Regions from separate parts of the Homo sapiens genome. Here region 2 is linked to region 1. Evidence: chromatin loops called from intact Hi-C (ENCODE). Cell type or tissue: mammary epithelial cell. All regions are shown on one strand. Region 1 overlaps SLC35F3 (solute carrier family 35 member F3). Region 2 overlaps SLC35F3 (solute carrier family 35 member F3).

Region 1 (5,000 bases):
ATCACCAAGGTTTGTGATTTGGGGGCTTGCCAGAGAGCTTACAGCAGTGATGACTGTTTGGTACAACATGTTTTGTAATTAAGACAAGAGAAGGGCCATGTGGAAATGGAGTCCCTTGCATCACTGGAGGTAATTCTTAAATGCCTCTCTCTGAGGCTTCACTGGAAGAGTAAATAGTAGCAGGGAAGGCTACAGTGATCATTGAAATATGAATAAAATCAGCTCATTCCACTCTCTCTATTCCTGTGAGGATTCTTCTTTATTCCAAGGTATTTCCTTGTTACTATAACGCTTTAGGTGACAACTGACATTTTGGTGAATTAATTAGGTGTAATGTTTAAATTTAGAGAAGGTAATGTTTTATTAATGTATTAATGCAGCAAAAGAGGTTGTCTTTTTGTTTTTTTTTTCTTTGTTTTTTGAGAGGGAGTCTCACTCTGTCACCCAGGCTGGAGTGTAGAGTGCAGTGGCATGATCTTGGCTCACTGCAACCTCCACCTCCTGAGTTCAAGTGATTCTCCTGCCTCAGCCTCCTGCGTAGCTGGGATTACAGGCGTGCGCCACCACATCCTGCTAATTTTTGTATTTTTAGTAGAGATGAGGTTTCACTATGTTGGCCAGGCTGGTCTTGAACTCCTGACCTCAGGTTATCCACCCACCTTGGCCTCCCAAAGTGCTGGGATTATAGGCGTGAGCCACCACGCCCGGCCCAGAAGAGGTTTTAAGGCAGAACTTTTGCTGTTTGCCATTTCTACTCAATTGATAATAATAAAGAGGCTTATCTATTACCTGTAGGTATCACCTAGTTGCTTTATTTGTTGGTTGGTAATTGTACTCTATAAATGGGGAGAGATGATGGTTACAAAAAAAACAAAACAAAGACAAAAAAAAAAAATTCTCATGATCTCCAGAGTGAGTTATGGAAGCTCCAAGCTATTATGTCACCTTTCAGTCATCTTTCAAAGTGATTTATCTGTGTCCTAACTGAAGGAGTTGCCAGTGAAAGTTTCTGGATGTAAGTCATTTGCCCTTGTAGCAGAAGAAACCATTTGAATGACCCAATATTCATTTGTATCCTCTTCATTTTTAGATTTTGTTTGGGTTGTTAAGATAAATGAGGTAATTGTGAACAGTACAGAAATTACCTTTGCTCAGTATTCTCAACTCAGTCATTTGGATTCGCAAGTTTCGCTCTAGACAAGAGAATTTTGTAAAGGATTCTTTTTTTTTTTTTTTTTTTTTTTTTGACAGAGTCTTATTCTGTCACCCAGGCTGGAGTGCAATGGTGCAATCTCGGCTCACTGCAACTTCCACCTCCCGGGTTCAAGCGATTCTCCTGCTTCAGCCTTCTGAGTAGCTGGGACTAGCACCACCATGCCTGGCTAATTTTTTGTATTTTTAGTAAAGATGGGGTTTCACCATGTTGGCCAGGCTGGTCTCGAACTCCTGATCTCATGATCTGCCCACCTCGGCCTCCCAAAGTGCTGGAATTACAGTCGTGAGCCACCGTGCCTGGCTTAAAATTTGCCCAGCTTCCCCAAATAATAGTATTTTTTTTTAGAAGGAGTTTTGCTCTGTCGCCCAGGCTAGAGTGCAGTGGCACAATCTCAGCTCACTGCAACCTCTGCCTCACAGGTTCAAGCGATTCTCCTACCTCAGCTTCCTCCTGAGTAGCTGGGACTACAGGCACCCACCACCATGCCCGGCTAATTTTTGTATTTTTAGTAGAGACAGGGTTTCACCATGTTGGTCAGGCTGGTCTCGAACTCCTGATCTTGTGATCTGCCCTCCTCGGCCTCCCAAAGTAATGGGATTACAGGCATGAGCCACCGCACCCAGCCTAGGATTCTTTTTTAAAAATCCCAAAGGCTCCTGGGTCTGAAAGGGATGGCTTTTGTGAAACATTCAACTGAGAATTAAACTGTAAACAAGGAAGTAAGAAGGGCCCAGTTCCTCTTCTCAGTGGCAAAAGTCCTCCAAGCTCCACATTCCATGTTTTTGAACCAAACCACTTGGCAGTATTCCTGGGAATTCTTCAAATTATCATCTGTTGAGTGGATCCAGGGCCCAGAAAGCACCTGGGCCACAGGAGGGACTCAATAAATATTTGTTGAATGAATGGATGGCTGCTGCACGAAATACTGACCTCTGGGACAGGGAGCTTTGAATATGCCTCTGTAGTGATTTGTATCATTTACCTCTTTATGCTGACTTCCTGTTATGTGGAATTGCTCTACTCTTTCCTAGTTCTTCCATCACAAGTGCTTCCTGAACCACAGACTGGACCAGAATTCTTGGTGATAAGCTTTGGTTTGGCCCAGGGTTTCTTGATCTCAGCACTATTAACCCTTTGTGCTGTATAAGTATTTGTTGTAGGGAGCTGTCATGTACATTGTAGGATGTTTAGCAGTATCTCTGACCTCTGCCTATTAGATGTCAGTAGCTTACCACCCTGCCCCCTAAGTTGTAGCAACTCAGTATCCCATGGGGGGCAGCCTTTAGTTGAGACCCACTCATTTAGGGTAACCCCCAAATTTATGCTGCAATAGAACTCTCTTCTGTTGCCCAGTAATGCTAAACAAGCAGGCCTACCTTACAAATTCCTGACCCTCTCCTTCCTCACCTTTCTTCCTGGACCACTTTTTAGGTTTTCAGGATGGCCAGATCGAGTAATCATCACCACTGGCAGTGCAAGTGTCTTCTGAAGATTTGAAAGAGCCTGTTCCTTCTGCAGCTGGCATGATTCCACAACCAATCATCATAAATTGACACCCTGTAGGAAGTGCTTTAGAATTCAGGAGACTCTGAACAGTTTCTTTTAATAACTTCCTTTTCTTTCCTACCTTTTGCCCCAGTAGAAGAGAAATGACTGATTAGAATATCTTCTGCTTCCTTTTCCTTTCTCATTTCTCTGGGATGGACACCAATTAGGGAGGAGATGGCTAGAGAAGGGATGAGGAGAATCAAAGACCAGGAAAAATCTGTATAGTAGACAGCCAGCCCCAGGCATCTGATAGGGTGGGACAGCTGGTGGCATTTCCATACAGGAATGATTGAAGGAACATATCTTGGAGTTTCCAGATAGAGGCTCTGCTGCAGGATGAAGGAACATCTGCGAATACTCCTTTATTTTCATTTATTCATTTAAAAAACCTTTTTTCAGCAGTCAGTGTATGTCAGAATAGAGAGAGAAGTGCTGGAAGAGGTGGCTCACTGTCCAGGTGTGCCTTCGTCTAGAAATACAGGTCAACACAAACCTGCATTAGAACACAGACATTCTAAGGGTGGGCAGGATGTTTCCCTTTCCGAAAGGTTTCCCTAAAGGATGTTTTCAAATATTGAACTCTTAAATCCTTTTCTGGGTAAAAAGTCCCCAAAACATTTTACGAATAGCTTTTTTGAAGGGGGTCATGCTTATTGCTTAACATGAAGTGCAATTATCATTTGAGTAGGTTTATACACTTTGTTGAACGTCAACTATTATTCACTACAGGTTCTGGTATGTTGAGATTTAAATGCTTTTTTCCAGAATGTGAATGGAATGAGTTTTAAGTCATTTGTAGAATGGAGAGAGGGTCAGTCTTAAAAGACCAACTGTCTCTAGCCCACTCCAGCCCGCTATTGGCAACGTGAACCTGGGACAGGAACATGCAGGTTAATGAACAAATCCCAGCTTATCTGGGTGGAGGTTTTCTAGTTCAAGCTGAAAAAATGTAGGGCACTGAATAACACACCTGGTGACAAGGAAATTGCATGTTTCAGGATTCTCCAGGTTTAAAAGTTGTAAAGGGTTTGTATGAGGTGAGGGGGAAGGGCTCATGGAAAGGCTGTCTTCCTAGCGTCCCTGTTAGTTCACCCTGAACTGTGAGTATATGTTGCTGGCGTAGATACCGGTGCTAAATGGAACAGTGACTTATAGTATCATTGAATTCATGGTGAGCAACTTCTGTCTGATCCTCCTAAAATAGTAAAGGTCAGGTCAGCAATTCAAAAATGACCCACTTGTAAGAGATGTATAATTTGGTTGTAAAAGTTTATTCTAGAATGGAGCTTGGCATATGAAATATGAGATGGAGAAGATTTTAAAAGAAAAGAGTTAGAGGGCTTGAGGGGGTGGTGAGTTGAGCATTAGAGCACAGCATTTTTTATTGGGTCAGAGAATTAATTTTATTCTTAAATATGCTAACAATTTAGTAAATAGTTTCTGAGTTTTGATGTAATGAAAATGCAGAACTATTATCTTTTAAGGAAACGAGGTGACCCCAGCTCACTTAGATCATTGCCATGGGGTTATAAACCCTTCGCATCTGCCATGGGGTTAGAAATCCCTCGTGCCTATTAATGTGCCTTTATTTTCATTTGTTCATTTAGCAAACTTTTAAAGCATTTACTATGTGCCAGAATACAGAGATAAGTGATGGGAGACACAGTCCTCACCCTAAAAGCTTTCCAACTAGAGCAGGTGAAATCTGAAGTACGCATATGGTGGTGATGGGGAAATGGCCTCACCTCCAGGGAAGTGAAGTCTTCCAGGCTTTAGGGAGACGTGGGCAAGGAGAGTTCTCCCTGCTCTTCAGAAGTCCCTCCTGGATCTCATTAAAAAGAGTCTAGTCTAGTCTAAAACTCTCCAGCTTTGAGCCTTGGTCCTTTCCTTAAGCAGCTGGAAACATTCAGGTTAGTTGCATTCAAACATAAATCCACATGCAAATGCACCATTGATGTTTGTTAAGCATTTTACTGTAAGCTGTTAGGGATGCTCTGGCCCTGCAGCCCTGAGGGGTGTCCACTTAGTTTTTTTAATGTCTGGAGGAGCAGAGGAAATAGAATTCACATCCCAGCTTCATAGCTATATGACAAGTTCACTGCTATGAGCCTCTAGTTTCGCCGTGCGCGGTGGCTCATGCCTGTAATCTCAATGCTTTGGGAGGCCAAGGCGGGTGAATCACGAGGTCAGGAGTTCAATACCAGCCTGGCCAAGATGGTGAAACCCCGTCTCTACT
Region 2 (5,000 bases), 92 kb after region 1:
GTTCCGTGTGGGGATTCTGCTTTGCCGGACTGTTTGCTGTCATTTCAGCACATGTTCAGCTTTCCTGTATTGTGCCTTTGCTTGTTTCCTGTTTCGCTTCCCATCTTCAGTGCCTCCACTTATCCCTTCCGGCCCTGCTCTCCTGCCTACTGAGACTCTATCCCCCAGTGTCAGTCAAAGGCTGCCTCTGCCATGCAAGTGGCCGAGCCCATTTGTGCTCTGCAGCACACTCTTTCATACCTCGTATTTTCTGTTTGTGCTACCTTACAGTGTATTTATTTGCATTAATTTCCTTTCTAGACTTTAACATTTGTGAAAACAGGGATGGCATCTTTACCTCTCTGCATCCCTCACTGCATGAGTATACCAAACACAGAAGATGATAAAGATTTGTTAACAAGTGAATAAATAAATGAAAACATTTCAACATTTAGGATATGATTTCTTCTTTAAAGCAAAGTCCTTTTATCATGAGAATGACCCCTGAACTCTCTCGCACAATATGACAATGTTCCTAGAAAAGCCCTTTAAAGGGCTATATAAAATCACAAAATGCATCCTCTTAATCACAAAAACTCTGATCGCTGTGTAACGAGGATATTCAAAGATTTTTAAAGTGAGTATGAATACTCACAGTGAATCACAAGGGTTCTAACTAAGCAAAGAATTAATATACGCAAAGAGTAGAAAACATGGGCTGCGTTCCATTTCATTGGTGAAAAACAGCTCCCTATTCCTAGTGCAATAAGCATGTATGTAGTTAGTTAGGATTGCAGTCCAACTCAGAAACTAAAGATGGAATTTAACTCCTTGCCTTTCACTTTGATTTTGCTTTCAATATAGGTTTGATATTGACATTACCATGAAAATAGTTTACCTTTGTTCCCAATTTTACGCAATGGCAGGGGACACATTGCTGACTAACAAGGCTCTCTGAAATCAACAATGTATGTATTGGACATCTTAATGTGCTTGGCCCAGTACTAGGTGCCACAGGAAATTATTAAGAAAGACATGGAGGTGCTCATCATATCCAACAGAGAGATGGTTTATAAACCATTGCTGCGTACAAGCAGTGCTACTGATTTCTGGATTAGACTACAAAAGCAATTGTTGAGTGCCCCTCTGTGACCAAAAACTGGAATGGAACAGAAGCTAGGAAAGGGCTGAATTCACTGCAAATGGAAATGTAAAAATCCAGCTGTTTTTGATTTTTTATAGTACAAATGGGAGTTAGCACATTGTCGAGCTTACAGAGGAAGTCACACAGCTACCCCTTTGTCAGGGCTTGTAGGGGACAGGCCAGAGCGGGTGTGGAGCTGTTGGGGAAGCTAATTTCTTTATTCAAGCTGAGCTCTGCTTCCTCTGGCTATTGTTGCTGTAATTGGCATCAAGGGAGGATGGCTGCCACTGTTTGACAGTGACAATGACATTCTCCTCAAGGGCTAATACTTTAATTTATGAGAGACAAAGAGAAGGAGCAAGTCTTACGCCAAGAGGCAGGAGTACAAAGAGAACTTGATCCGTACAGATGTCAGCTTCTTGAAAAGAGAGTCCTGACAGGGCAGTTTGGCCTGTAACGTGCAGCCACATGACACATCTGGAAAAGCTCTTTTTTTGTGTGAGGGATGATGCCTATGGCTGGCCTGCTGGACCAAGATGGATGGCAAGGCAAACATCTGTGGACCTCAAAGTGTTCACACTTTCAGAGATTTTGTCATGCTTTATGACATATCAAGACCTTAAATTAACATGTGGACTTCTTTTTAATGTATCAAGGAAAGCCAGTAATGCAGGTGGCATCTTTCTTTTTAACCAACTCTTGATCAACAAGCAACACTTACTTAAATAAGCTCTGGAAAATGCCAGTGAGGCAATAGTGGTTGCTGTTCATTTACTCATATGACAAATATTGGAAATTGGATTTCCAATATTGAATGAATGGCTATTGTCATAATTGTTATCAGTCATGCTAAGAAAAGTTTTCATTTATATTGTGCTTTATAAGGCTCCAAGTGTTTTTGCCTAAGTATTCCCTCTGGATTCTCATGATAATACTAGCAGGTATACAAGGTAGGTGTCACTCCCCTTTTACATGCAAGAAAACTCTGAGGCCAACAGAAGTGACCAGGGGTATTACTGATGCAGTAGAGACGTTATTACTGTTGGTAGTTGATTATTTACAGGTTCTGCAGTTTAAGAAATCTTTTTCTTATTCAGTGGGAAAGAAAAGACTTTAGCAAGGAAGAGGGCAAAACCATAGATTGATTTTACACTCTGCATCCTACTATGTGTATTTGAAATTTCTTGGATGAATCCACTATTCCCCCATCTTGCAGGGAAATATGCACTGAATGATTTTCTATTTTGGCATATCCATCATCTTCTTTGCTGGCCCTCATCATCAAGCTGTCCTAAATTTCCAAAGGCTTACTATGAGCACTTAGTAACAGTGGCAAATCCATTTAAACAAGTGTGTTTGCTCCAATAGCTGAAAAGCACTCACTGACTCACCCTGTAGGAGGACCAGCCTCTGCCTGGGGGTGAGTTGTGCTGCTGGCTGTAGACAGGACTTTCAGCATGAACAGAGAGTCTTGCACCTCTCTATTTTTTTTAAGTAAGTGTTTTCATTTTATGATACTTTTGGATTTACAGATCAATTGTGAAGATAGTACAGAGAGTTCCTATATATCCAGTACCCAGTTTCCCTATTATTAACCTCACACAAAACATTTGTCATAATTGAGGAACCAGTATAGATGCACTATTGTTAATGTAAGGCCACATTTTATTTAGGTGTCCTGAGTTTTTCCCTAAGGTCCTTTTTCTGTTGTAGGATCCCATCCAGGACACCACATTATCTTTATTGCCATCATGTCCCCTTAGATTCCTCTGAGCTGTGACAGTGTCTCAGACTTTCTTTGATTTTGAAGACCTGGAAAGTTTTGAGAAATATTGGTTAAGTATTTTATAGACTGTCTCACAGTAGGAATTTGTCTGATTTTTTTTATCATGATTAAACTAGGGTTAGGGTTTGGGGAGAAAGACCTCAAAGGCCACGTTTATGATGTTGTGTCCAGGTTACATGCTACCCACTTGACTTATACAGTTGACGTTGGCCTTGATCACCTGGCTGAGGTTGTGTTAGTCAGATTCCCCCACTATAAAGTTACTCTTTGCTCCACTCCTTCATACCATACTTGTTGGAAGGAAGTTGCTATGCATAGCCCACCCTTAAGGAGGGTTGCGTCTACCTCCTTGAAGGTGGAGAGTCTACATAAATCATTTGGATTTCTTCTACAAGGGAGAATTGTCTCTCATCCCCCATGTATTTATTCATTTACTTATGTCAGTATGGACTCATGGATATTTATTTTATCCTTTGAGCTACAACCTGACACTATTTATTTTCTTGTTTGCATTGTTCTGGATGTGCCTACTAGCCACTCTTTCAGTTGGCTACTATGTTCCTTTGACATACCTCCATCATTGTGTCTGACATTTTTGTTGATCTTTTTGTTTTGAGCACTTTCTTAATTCCTGCCGCTACAAGATACTCCAGACACATTTTGTATGTTTCCTGCCCCAGTCCTAGAATCAGCCATTTCTCCAAGAAGCCCTGGTTCTTTTCGTTGAAGAGTGGTGTTGGAAACCAAGATCTGTGTGAATCTTTTCTTCCCATTGGTAACAATGTTTTTAAATATTTGCAGGAAATGGATAAGAAATATATGAAATATTTTGCTTCTAGGGATGCTGGAGAATTAGTAATCAAGTCCAACTGTCTCCATATCAGGACCTGAGGCCTGCAGGTGTTATGTCACTTTTACAGATCACTCCCATAGTCAGTGGAAGAGCAGAGGACTCTTTATGTTTCACTATCAGAGACAATAATATGACAGGTAATTGATGGTTTTTCCAACAGGAAAAAACAGATTATTCAGTAAATGAGATTGCCCCATGGGTGAGCCATACAAAACAAAGTTAGGCTTCTACAACCAGCCAATTTAACCAATAAGTTAAAATCCAAACATTAAAAAATGAAACTTTATTAGAAAAAAATGTGGCAGTATATTTGCACAAGCTTACAGGAGGGACAGCTTCTTAAACAGACACACACAAAAGGGCAAAATCCATAACAGGAAAATATTGTTAAATCCAACTACATTAGCATTTAAACCTTATGGATTACAAAGGACAGCATGAAACCAGTTCCAGGCTAAGGGAAGTTGTCATGGAGGAATACGGAATGAACTCCTACACATGATAGTCAAACGACAAACCAAGAAATGGTAAAATAAGAAATGCAAGCATTCGGTTCACAAAAAAAGGAAAATCAGAATGGTCAATTAAATGATGCTCAGCCTTACCCCTAATTAGGAGAATGCACATTAAAGCACTAATGAAGTATAATTTTTCATTGATCAGATTGTCCAAGAATTTAGCAGTGTGATAATATGGACAGCTGGCAATGTTAAGAAAGGCAATACTTATATATGACTGATGGGAGAATAAATGACTGCAGCCACTAGGAAGGGCAATTTGATAGAATCTAATAACACTGTCACCAAGCTTCCCCTATGCCTTAGAAAGTGAGTTTTAAAATATCTGTCCCAGAGAAATGCAAACATAGATCCACGTGGATACGACAAATGGGAATGTTCTCTACATCATTATAACAGCAAAAAATTAGAAACAATCTAATGTCTGTCAATAGAAGGATGTATAAATAAAATATACTAAATGATTACAATGGAAAACAAAACACATTCAGAAGGAAGGAATGAATGAGAGCTGTCCTTTCATCCATTTTATCTATTTTCTGTCTGCATTTCAAAATGGATATATCTCAGAAATATTTCTCAGTTAAAAGGCAAACTGCAGAAGGAAACAATATTAACACACAGAATAGTGTAATATATTTTCTATGTTTATATCCATATAGATATAAAAGTATTTTTAAAGGTAGTTAATGACACTCAATTATCATAATTTTGGTTATA

The links. Hi-C counts contacts between places; a loop is a spot of excess contacts. Peaks named below come from ENCODE experiments on the same cell type or tissue, not always from the same donor. Only the 100,000 strongest peaks of a DNase experiment are listed, where the experiment ranks them.
Region 2: it touches region 1 in a loop (4-fold over the local background); 5 of 110 quality-filtered maps call a loop at or near these places.

Annotation. Positions count from the first base shown.
Region 1 is chr1:233,907,316-233,912,315 of GRCh38, forward strand. All of the region lies in intron 2 of SLC35F3 (solute carrier family 35 member F3), which reads left to right. Among named protein-coding and RNA genes, the nearest start is that of SLC35F3, 5.1 kb to the left of the region's middle. In mammary epithelial cell, no CTCF peak of the experiment used is centred here; a DNase peak (open chromatin) is centred at 2,046; H3K27ac peaks cover 2,068 bases.
Region 2 is chr1:233,999,497-234,004,496 of GRCh38, forward strand. All of the region lies in intron 2 of SLC35F3 (solute carrier family 35 member F3), which reads left to right. Among named protein-coding and RNA genes, the nearest start is that of SLC35F3, 97 kb to the left of the region's middle. In mammary epithelial cell, no CTCF peak of the experiment used is centred here; a DNase peak (open chromatin) is centred at 2,505; H3K27ac peaks cover 1,382 bases.